Regions from separate parts of the Homo sapiens genome. Here all the other regions are linked to region 1. The links are chromatin loops, found by intact Hi-C in ENCODE. Cell type or tissue: CD4-positive, alpha-beta T cell. All regions are shown on one strand.

Region 1 (2,500 bases):
TTTGGTCATGCAACAAATATCGAGGGCACGAAAGTATGCCAGACTCTATTTCTTTTAAGTAACTCAATTTTTCACTTGCATTAAAGAAAATTGAACTTCTCCGAGTGTCTCACTGTCTTAGAAATTAAACTAACACCAGTATTGTGTACTCACTTGAAGTCTTTATGGAGTAGGAGAAAGTACTTAGAAATGACACGTCAGCAAAAAGGAACAGGGGAGCCTTCCTGGCAGAAGAAGAGGCAAATGTCAAGATCTAGCGGTGCGGAATCCTTCGCCAGCTGGGTTCCAATCTTGACTCCAGTTCTTTAACCCCTGGGGCTGGGAAACTCCCTTAGAGTGACTTCAGCCCACCGCACCAAGGAAGCTATATGACTTCTTCATGTTTAGAATAGCTAGAGCAAGACCAAGCGTGGTGGCTCACGCCTGAAATGCCAGCACTTTGGGAGGCGGAGGCGGGTGAATCACTTGAGGCCAGGAGTTCAAGACCAGCCTGGCCAACATGGTGAAACCCCGTATCTACCAAAAAAAAAAAAAATACAAAAATTAGCCAGGCGTGGTGGCGCAGGCCTGTAATCCCAGCTACTCCGGAAGCTGAGGCAGGTGAATCGCTTGAACCCGGGAGGCGGAGGCGAGATCGTGCCACTGCACTCCAGCCTCGGTGGCAGAGCTAGACTTGGTCTCGAAAAGAAAGGAAAAAAGAAAAGGTAGAGAAGGGGCAGATTAGTTAACGCGGCATGGATCACACCGCATCCTGGGGTGCCAAGCCTAATGAGAAGTTAGGAAGGACAGAGCCAGGAGTAGAGCGAGGCTGTTATACGGAGCTTTACCGGAGGCCGGGGCGACCCCTACGGCCTGGACGCAGGCTGATCACCAGGTCTTCCGCCCCCTACCCTCGCCTACTGGAAAGTGCGCTTAACTGGTAGCACCAGCCCCACCTTTCTCCAAGACCCTCACTACACCCCGGGAGTACCGGGTAGGACCACGCGCTTGGTAATCCCACAGCTGTCTCTCTTACATTCTCACTGAACTTATTAGAACCTAACCCGCCACCCGTTTCCCTTCTAGACCCCCAGGCTGCTCTGAACAGGGCCTTTACTCGGAAGCCAGGGCTTACCTCCCGGCTGCGATAGGGTTATTTGTGATGGGCATGACACTGCTCGGAGCGGGGGATTCCCGGCAACTTGGCGACCTGCAGGTGATCTGGCCTTTCATGCCGGCGTGACCCCCACTGCCTGCCTGCCAACTCCACGCCCGCCGCCAGGTGGCCGAGCAGGACGCTACCCGCTTGGCGTAGGCAACTTTACGCAGCTGGCTAAGAGGGAATCGCAGGGTGTCGCGAGTTTCGCCCGGCCGCCTTAATCTCAGCATCTGAGCTTGGTCACCTCTCACTCAACGTCAGCGATTAAGTAAAATAGTACCCAGTAAGACTACGCGCCACACTAGAGCTGCATTCAGCTTTCGGGCTTGCAGGTAGCGGCGTGCTGCGACCTCCCATTTCCTGCGACTTAGCAAGCCCTGCACACGCACGAACCGCCCTTGACGCGTGACGCTCACCCCTGAAGGCCAGCAGGAAGTCACCTAAGCCCTGATTTACATGGAAGCCATCCGATACGTGCTTATGGGCCAACGACTCGGCCGCTTAGAAGACCATGACCAGTTCTAACACTAGGGCTTTGTACAAGCACTCTTCTAAACAAAATCCGGTGTCTGGATTTTGGGAGGTCACTACTGCGTTGCGCGGCACCTCCAGGGTCGTACCTAAGCACAGGCGGAACCCCCTCCTTGAGGTCTAGTTCTCCCCGTGCCCGCCAAGTCTAATCCCGAGCAGATGCTCGGGCCGCGAATATCCCATTTCCGGTATCCGGAAGGCGACATCAAAGGGTTGATATTTACCCGTTATCTAGGAAGTGTTAACAGCTCTTTCTGTGACAGTTTGGGGGCCCTGAAAAGGGCCTTTTGGAGTCTGTAGAGAAGCTGTGGGGACAGCTCAACCGCCGAAACCATAAAGGGTGCGACCCTGGCGTTTCAGCGCGTACACCACATCCATGGCCGTGACGGTCTTGCGCTTGGCGTGCTCCGTGTAAGTCACCGCGTCACGGATCACGTTCTCCAGGAAGACTTTGAGGACTCCCCGGGTCTCCTCGTAGATGAGACCAGAAATGCGCTTGACGCCCCCACGTCGGGCGAGACGGCGAATCGCCGGCTTTGTAATGCCTTGGATATTGTCCCGCAGCACCTTCCGGTGGCGCTTGGCGCCTCCCTTACCCAGCCCCTTGCCACCTTTACCTCGCCCAGACATTCTGAAATCACAGCGCCTACTCAGCAGAAAATCGGGCTGCCCACTGTGATTGCCAGTCGCAGACCAGGGCTTATAGTCTCTCGATGCGGACCTGTTTGAAAACATCAAAAAAGTGGGCGGAGCTCTAGGCCCCACCTCTGGAGACATGCTATAGTTGTTAAGTCCAGGAAGCAGTCAGCGAAACCAGCCTGATTTTTTTGT
Region 2 (2,500 bases), 370 kb before region 1:
TTTTGTATTTTTAGTAGAGACGGAGTTTCTCCATGTTGTCCAGGCTGGTCTTGAACTTCTGAGCTTAGGTGATCCACCCACCTCACCCTTCCAAAGTACTAGGATTACAGTCATGAGCCACAGCTCCTGGCCTGAATGTTTTCTTTATTGTATGTTCTGACTCCTGTTTGAGCTTTTACTGCTTTGCTCAGGATTTTCACAACGTATTGGATATAGTATGCATACCCTTTGTTTTGTGTTTAAGAGAAATGTCTGTGGTGTTTTATTACTATGGTGTTTTTTTGTGTTTAAGAGAAATATCTGTGGTATATTATTATGGAATTTCTTGTTAGTTTGAAGTGATCTTTATCAGCTAAAGGAATGATTTTTATGTTCTTAATTTTTATTTTTATCAGTGCTTAATTTTAATTTTTATCAGTGAATGAGTGTTGAAACATTTAGTGTCTTTTCAATTTCTGTTAAGAAATGAGTTAATTTTTGTTTACCCCTTTTATATTGTCAATAAATTTCCTAATATGCTTTAAAAATTATTAGAGGTGTTTAAAATGGAAAAACAGTGCAGTTTAGGATAGAGATGTTAATCTCATCTTTTAGTAGTTAACCAGGAATATGAGGATAAAGGAATTAGAAGAAAATGTATAGTTTCTTGCCTCCTGGCCTTAATGATCTAACATAGTCACAGTCAGGCTCCACAAACTGCTCTTCTAGTCTCTCTAAGCACTGTTCTTTGCACAGTATATTTATTGAATTGATTGTTGTGCTGTTAACAGTGAGGTGGCTGATCGAATTTTTTTCTGTTTACCAGTCAAATGGCTTCAGACTCTTTATGTCAACAGTAGAAAAGATGATTAAAAATTTAGAAGAGAAATATGGTATTTGGAAATGCCAAAATAAGGTGCTAGATCTGCATTTGTGAACCCTCCAAAAGAGCTTAGTTATATGTACTTGGTGGCTTACTGCATTTATCACTGAATTTCCTTGGAATTTTTCTCCCCTGCTTCTCTCTCTCCACCTCCTCCTTTTTATTTTTTTTAATTCTGGAGGCTCTAGGCTCAGTTAAATATTTTCATGTGGCAGAGAGCCAGATTTCCAATAGCCCTGAACTCAGCATGCTGCTGTTGCTTAGCAACTACTTGTGAAGTCTTGTGGCTATAACTGAATTATAAATAGGGTTATGAGCAGAAGTGCAATTGAAATTGAGATTGGAAAGAAAGGCATACTCTTTTTTCCCCCGTCTCACTTGAATTTGAGTGATTTTTTTTTTTAAATGCAGAGTCAGTTTTCAGAAATCTGGCTCATAAACATTGGTAATACTAACCCTATCAGGAAGACAATATGGGCATCTTTGTAATTACACATTTGTAAGCTTTTTTTTTTTTTTCCAGTGCTAAACAGTCTATAATGGAGACAAGGCAGTTCATGGAAACTAGAGAACAGAACTTCTAATTTTCATGGTCATACATGTAGAAAAATATCCATATATTGTATTACTGCTGTATTTATCTTCCACATTTACATTAAAATCTACATACAGGAACACTTTATTAGATTATGTTCTTGTACTTTTCATCACATCATTTCTTTAGAGTGGCTTAAAAATTGTCCTATAATCATGACCACAGGCATTTGATGAATATTGAATACATGAGTAAATCAACCTATCTTTATTATTGCTTAAACAGTACATTTTTAAGTACACTTTATTAAAATGTTATCAGCAAAAAACCTGAAAGGTTCTTTAAGGTCTTCTGATTTAATTTCCTTATATTTCACATGGAAAGCTTTAGACCTAACGATGTTAAATGATTTGCCTAAGATCTGTCATACCCTGGTGTGTGTATGTATATTTGGTTTTTTTGCATTGGTCTCTCTTACTGTTACATATTTCACAACTCTCTTTTTTTTTGCACTCATATTTCATCAGTTTACACAAAATTTAAATTCTGTAATTTATTAAAAAATGTACAACTTAGTAACAAACACAACTTACATGAACAGGTTTAGTTGAGAGCAGAAGACCATGGGTATCAGTCAATAAATTTGTAGAATGGATGGAGACCACTGGCTTATTTGATATGATGATTAGGAGGTTAAGAGAGTTTCCAAAGTATAGAATTTTTGGTCAGAACTCTACAGATTTTTTTTCAGGTTCCAAAAGATGAAACTAAGTGGCAATTCTTGGTTTTGGGTAAAGAACTCTGTGCTTTCTTAAAATATATTAAACTTTTTTTAATCGCTTTTAACAGCCCATCCTATGAAACTAAGTCGATTGCAGACATTTGCCAGAAACAAGTAGATTGTATTCTTAGGCATTGTTGCTAGGAAAAATTTAGAGTGGAAATGTAATTTTTTCTTTTGCTGCCAGTGGAGGTGCTGGTTCATTCTTTGTTGTATGCCCAGTAGTAGAGATCTTGCTATCAAAAGTGTAAGTTTCTTTGAAAGGTTTAACTGAAGGAAGATGTAGAATTATAAATAGAATTGGCTGGAAAATTTGTGATAA
Region 3 (2,500 bases), 530 kb before region 1:
ACTTCTAACCACTAAACAAATAGCAATTATCCTAGTATTGGATCATCTTTGTCTCCTATCACTATCATTTTCTTTCCTATTGCTTTCATTTTTATCTCTTTTCTTAGACATGGTTTAAACATTAATCACGTTTTAACTTACTTAACACTTGTAACAAGCCTGAGTTAAGTGCTATCATTATTCTCATTGTTTTGGTCGGGACGAAATGAAATATATTCAAGCTAGGTAATTTAAGGAGCTATTTAATAAAAGGAGCATCTAAAAGGTATGGACAGAATGTAGGATAACCCCAGGGGACAGCAAAGTGCTCTGGGTTTCACAACATTTAGGTACTGTTATCATCTTTAGGCCTGAAAGATATAGAAAGGATGTAAATACTATTTCCCTAACATAGAGTGAACTATTTTGGTAAGGGCTCTTGTTGGGGATATGACCTTCATTGAAGGGACAGAGCCCTGGGACCTCATAAGAAGGGAGCTGGGGGGGATAAACTCTCCAGCTCTACGCTCTTCTTTCTCTTTAATTTCCTTTGAGTGCTTCCCATTGCCCAGACCCAATTTGAAGCTAAAAGTCAAGATAGCTTCTTGATGCATTCCATATAGGTCAGTCTCTGCCTCCTAGGACACAAAGCAGAGTAGAGAAGGGTGGATATTGGTCTAGAGAGGCAAAATAAAAGTAGCATAATCACTTTACACTACAGTACTACTACACCATTCTGTCTCCAGCGGTGGGAGGTTAGAAAGGTAGGTAGATAGTCAACTATTTTATGGAGCAAATAGTAAAAATGTATACAGGCCTTCTGCAAACTAACCAAAAAAATAAAAAGAAAAAGAACGGGGCAAAAAATAAAAGCTTTTGATAGGCATATATCATGTTATTTTTGGAAACCACTATTAAGAACTGTAAGCTTCCTTGATTGTTACAGTGCTTAAAAGCATCCAGGAGATGGCAGCATTGGTAAGGTATTTAAAAATCAAATGTTAAAAATATTTTTCACAATTATTATTGATAGATAATGAGCTTCCCAAATGGAATAACGTTTTAAAGTATAGTTGGTCCTAAATAACTAAAAATGCAGAAATACTAAATTATTGTCAAATAATAGCGTGGCTTTATGCAGGTGGTTATTCAAGAGTACACTCACATGACACATGACAGTTCAGTAGATATTCGGACTGAAAATACAACAGATTACAACGGGGCTGAAAAATTTCTATCGCCTAATGAGGCCTAGGATAATGAGTGTGTTTGTGTCTTAGTTTGTTATTTGTTTCTTTTTTCTTTTATTTTCTTTTGAGACCTGGGTCTCGCTCTGTCACCCAGGCTGCAGTGCAGCGGTGCTATCTTGGCTCACTGCAGCCTCCGTCTCTGGGGCTCAAGTGATCCTCCTGCCTCAGCCTCTGGGGTAAGATTCCAGGCATGCACCATCACCCTTGGCTAATTTCTATATTTTTTTGTAGGGATGGGGTTTCACCATGTTGCCTAGGCTGATCTCAAACTCCTAAGCTCAGGAGATCCTCCCACCTCGGCCTCCCAAAGTGCTGGGACTACAGGCGTGGGACTGTGTGGCCCGACCTGACAAAAACAAGTTTAATAACTAGAGGCAACTATTCACAAATCATATACAAAATATCATATGTGAGATGTGGTGGCTTATTAAAATCTAGATATCACAGACATCATATCAGTTATGAGGCAAAAAAAATTAATCTGCCTTTAAATGTTATTTCTAAACTGTTTTAATCATTTCCAACATTGAAACATAAATTGTTAAAGATACACCTAGATGTCAATATTCTGGCCCAGGTACTTAACTGGGTACAGGAGACAAAATACTAAAAAACAATCTGACCTTCTAAACCCTCAGCCTGAGATGGAAACAGACAACTCCATTGAATTACAATTCGATCTGACTCTAATAGCAAGGTGCCATCTAAATGGGAGGGCCAACTTGCCTAACTCCACCTTGACAGACGGGGAAGGCTTCACCAGGGAGGGAGCACGGAGCAGAGATTTTGAGAGATGAGCCTGCGTTTGCCAGGATAACCACAGGGAGAAGGCCACTGCCTGCAGAAAGAGGAGCAGGCGTAGGGGAGGGTAGACATGAAACAGCACACCCTATCCCAATGGTTAACCAGAGGCAATATCGCTCCCGGGGGAGATTTCGAAATGTCTGGTAACATTTTTGCTTGTCACCACTGGAGGAGTGCTACTGGCAGCTAGTGGGTAAAGGTCAGGGATGCAGCTAAACGTCCCACAGTGCACAGACAGCCAACCACGACAAATGAATTATCTGACCTCAAATACTGCCACTGTTGAAAAACTGCTGTAACCGCAAATGGCATCTCTTTGAATGGCAAGGTTACAGAAAGGAATAGCAAAAATGCAGCGATGATCCAGGAACGTTTTCTAAAAGGGGGCGGGGATAAAATTAGGGAAGGTTTATTGACACCCCCCAAAAAAAAGAGAAAAAAAGAGAGAAAAGTTTAGATTTTATTGT

Evidence for each region. A loop is a pair of places that touch in the nucleus more often than their neighbours do. Peaks named below come from ENCODE experiments on the same cell type or tissue, not always from the same donor. Only the 100,000 strongest peaks of a DNase experiment are listed, where the experiment ranks them.
Region 2: it touches region 1 in a loop (2.3-fold over the local background); 10 of 110 quality-filtered maps call a loop at or near these places.
Region 3: it touches region 1 in a loop (3-fold over the local background); 9 of 110 quality-filtered maps call a loop at or near these places.

Annotation. Positions count from the first base shown.
Region 1 is chr12:14,768,786-14,771,285 of GRCh38, forward strand. It overlaps H4C16 (H4 histone 16), which reads right to left and starts at 2,346. Exons shown (of 1, transcript NM_175054.2): 1 at 1,935-2,346. The coding sequence starts at 2,299. The coding sequence ends at 1,988. LOC105369669 reads right to left here and starts at 1,872. Exons shown (of 3, transcript XM_047429947.1): 1 at 1,115-1,872; 2 at 154-224. The coding sequence starts at 1,368. RefSeq lists enhancers at 972-1,567, 1,568-2,164, 1,829-2,158. In CD4-positive, alpha-beta T cell, CTCF peaks have their summits at 1,260 and 1,465; DNase peaks (open chromatin) are centred at 336, 1,256, 1,506 and 2,376; H3K4me3 peaks cover 2,500 bases; H3K27ac peaks cover 2,383 bases.
Region 2 is chr12:14,402,766-14,405,265 of GRCh38, forward strand. All of the region lies in intron 1 of ATF7IP (activating transcription factor 7 interacting protein), which reads left to right. Among named protein-coding and RNA genes, the nearest start is that of ATF7IP, 38 kb to the left of the region's middle. In CD4-positive, alpha-beta T cell, no CTCF peak of the experiment used is centred here; a DNase peak (open chromatin) is centred at 1,116; H3K27ac peaks cover 1,908 bases.
Region 3 is chr12:14,237,444-14,239,943 of GRCh38, forward strand. No RefSeq gene overlaps it. Among named protein-coding and RNA genes, the nearest start is that of ATF7IP, 130 kb to the right of the region's middle. RefSeq lists enhancers at 1,782-2,500, 1,876-1,955. In CD4-positive, alpha-beta T cell, a CTCF peak has its summit at 978 (motif pointing right); DNase peaks (open chromatin) are centred at 948 and 2,208; H3K4me3 peaks cover 650 bases; H3K27ac peaks cover 305 bases.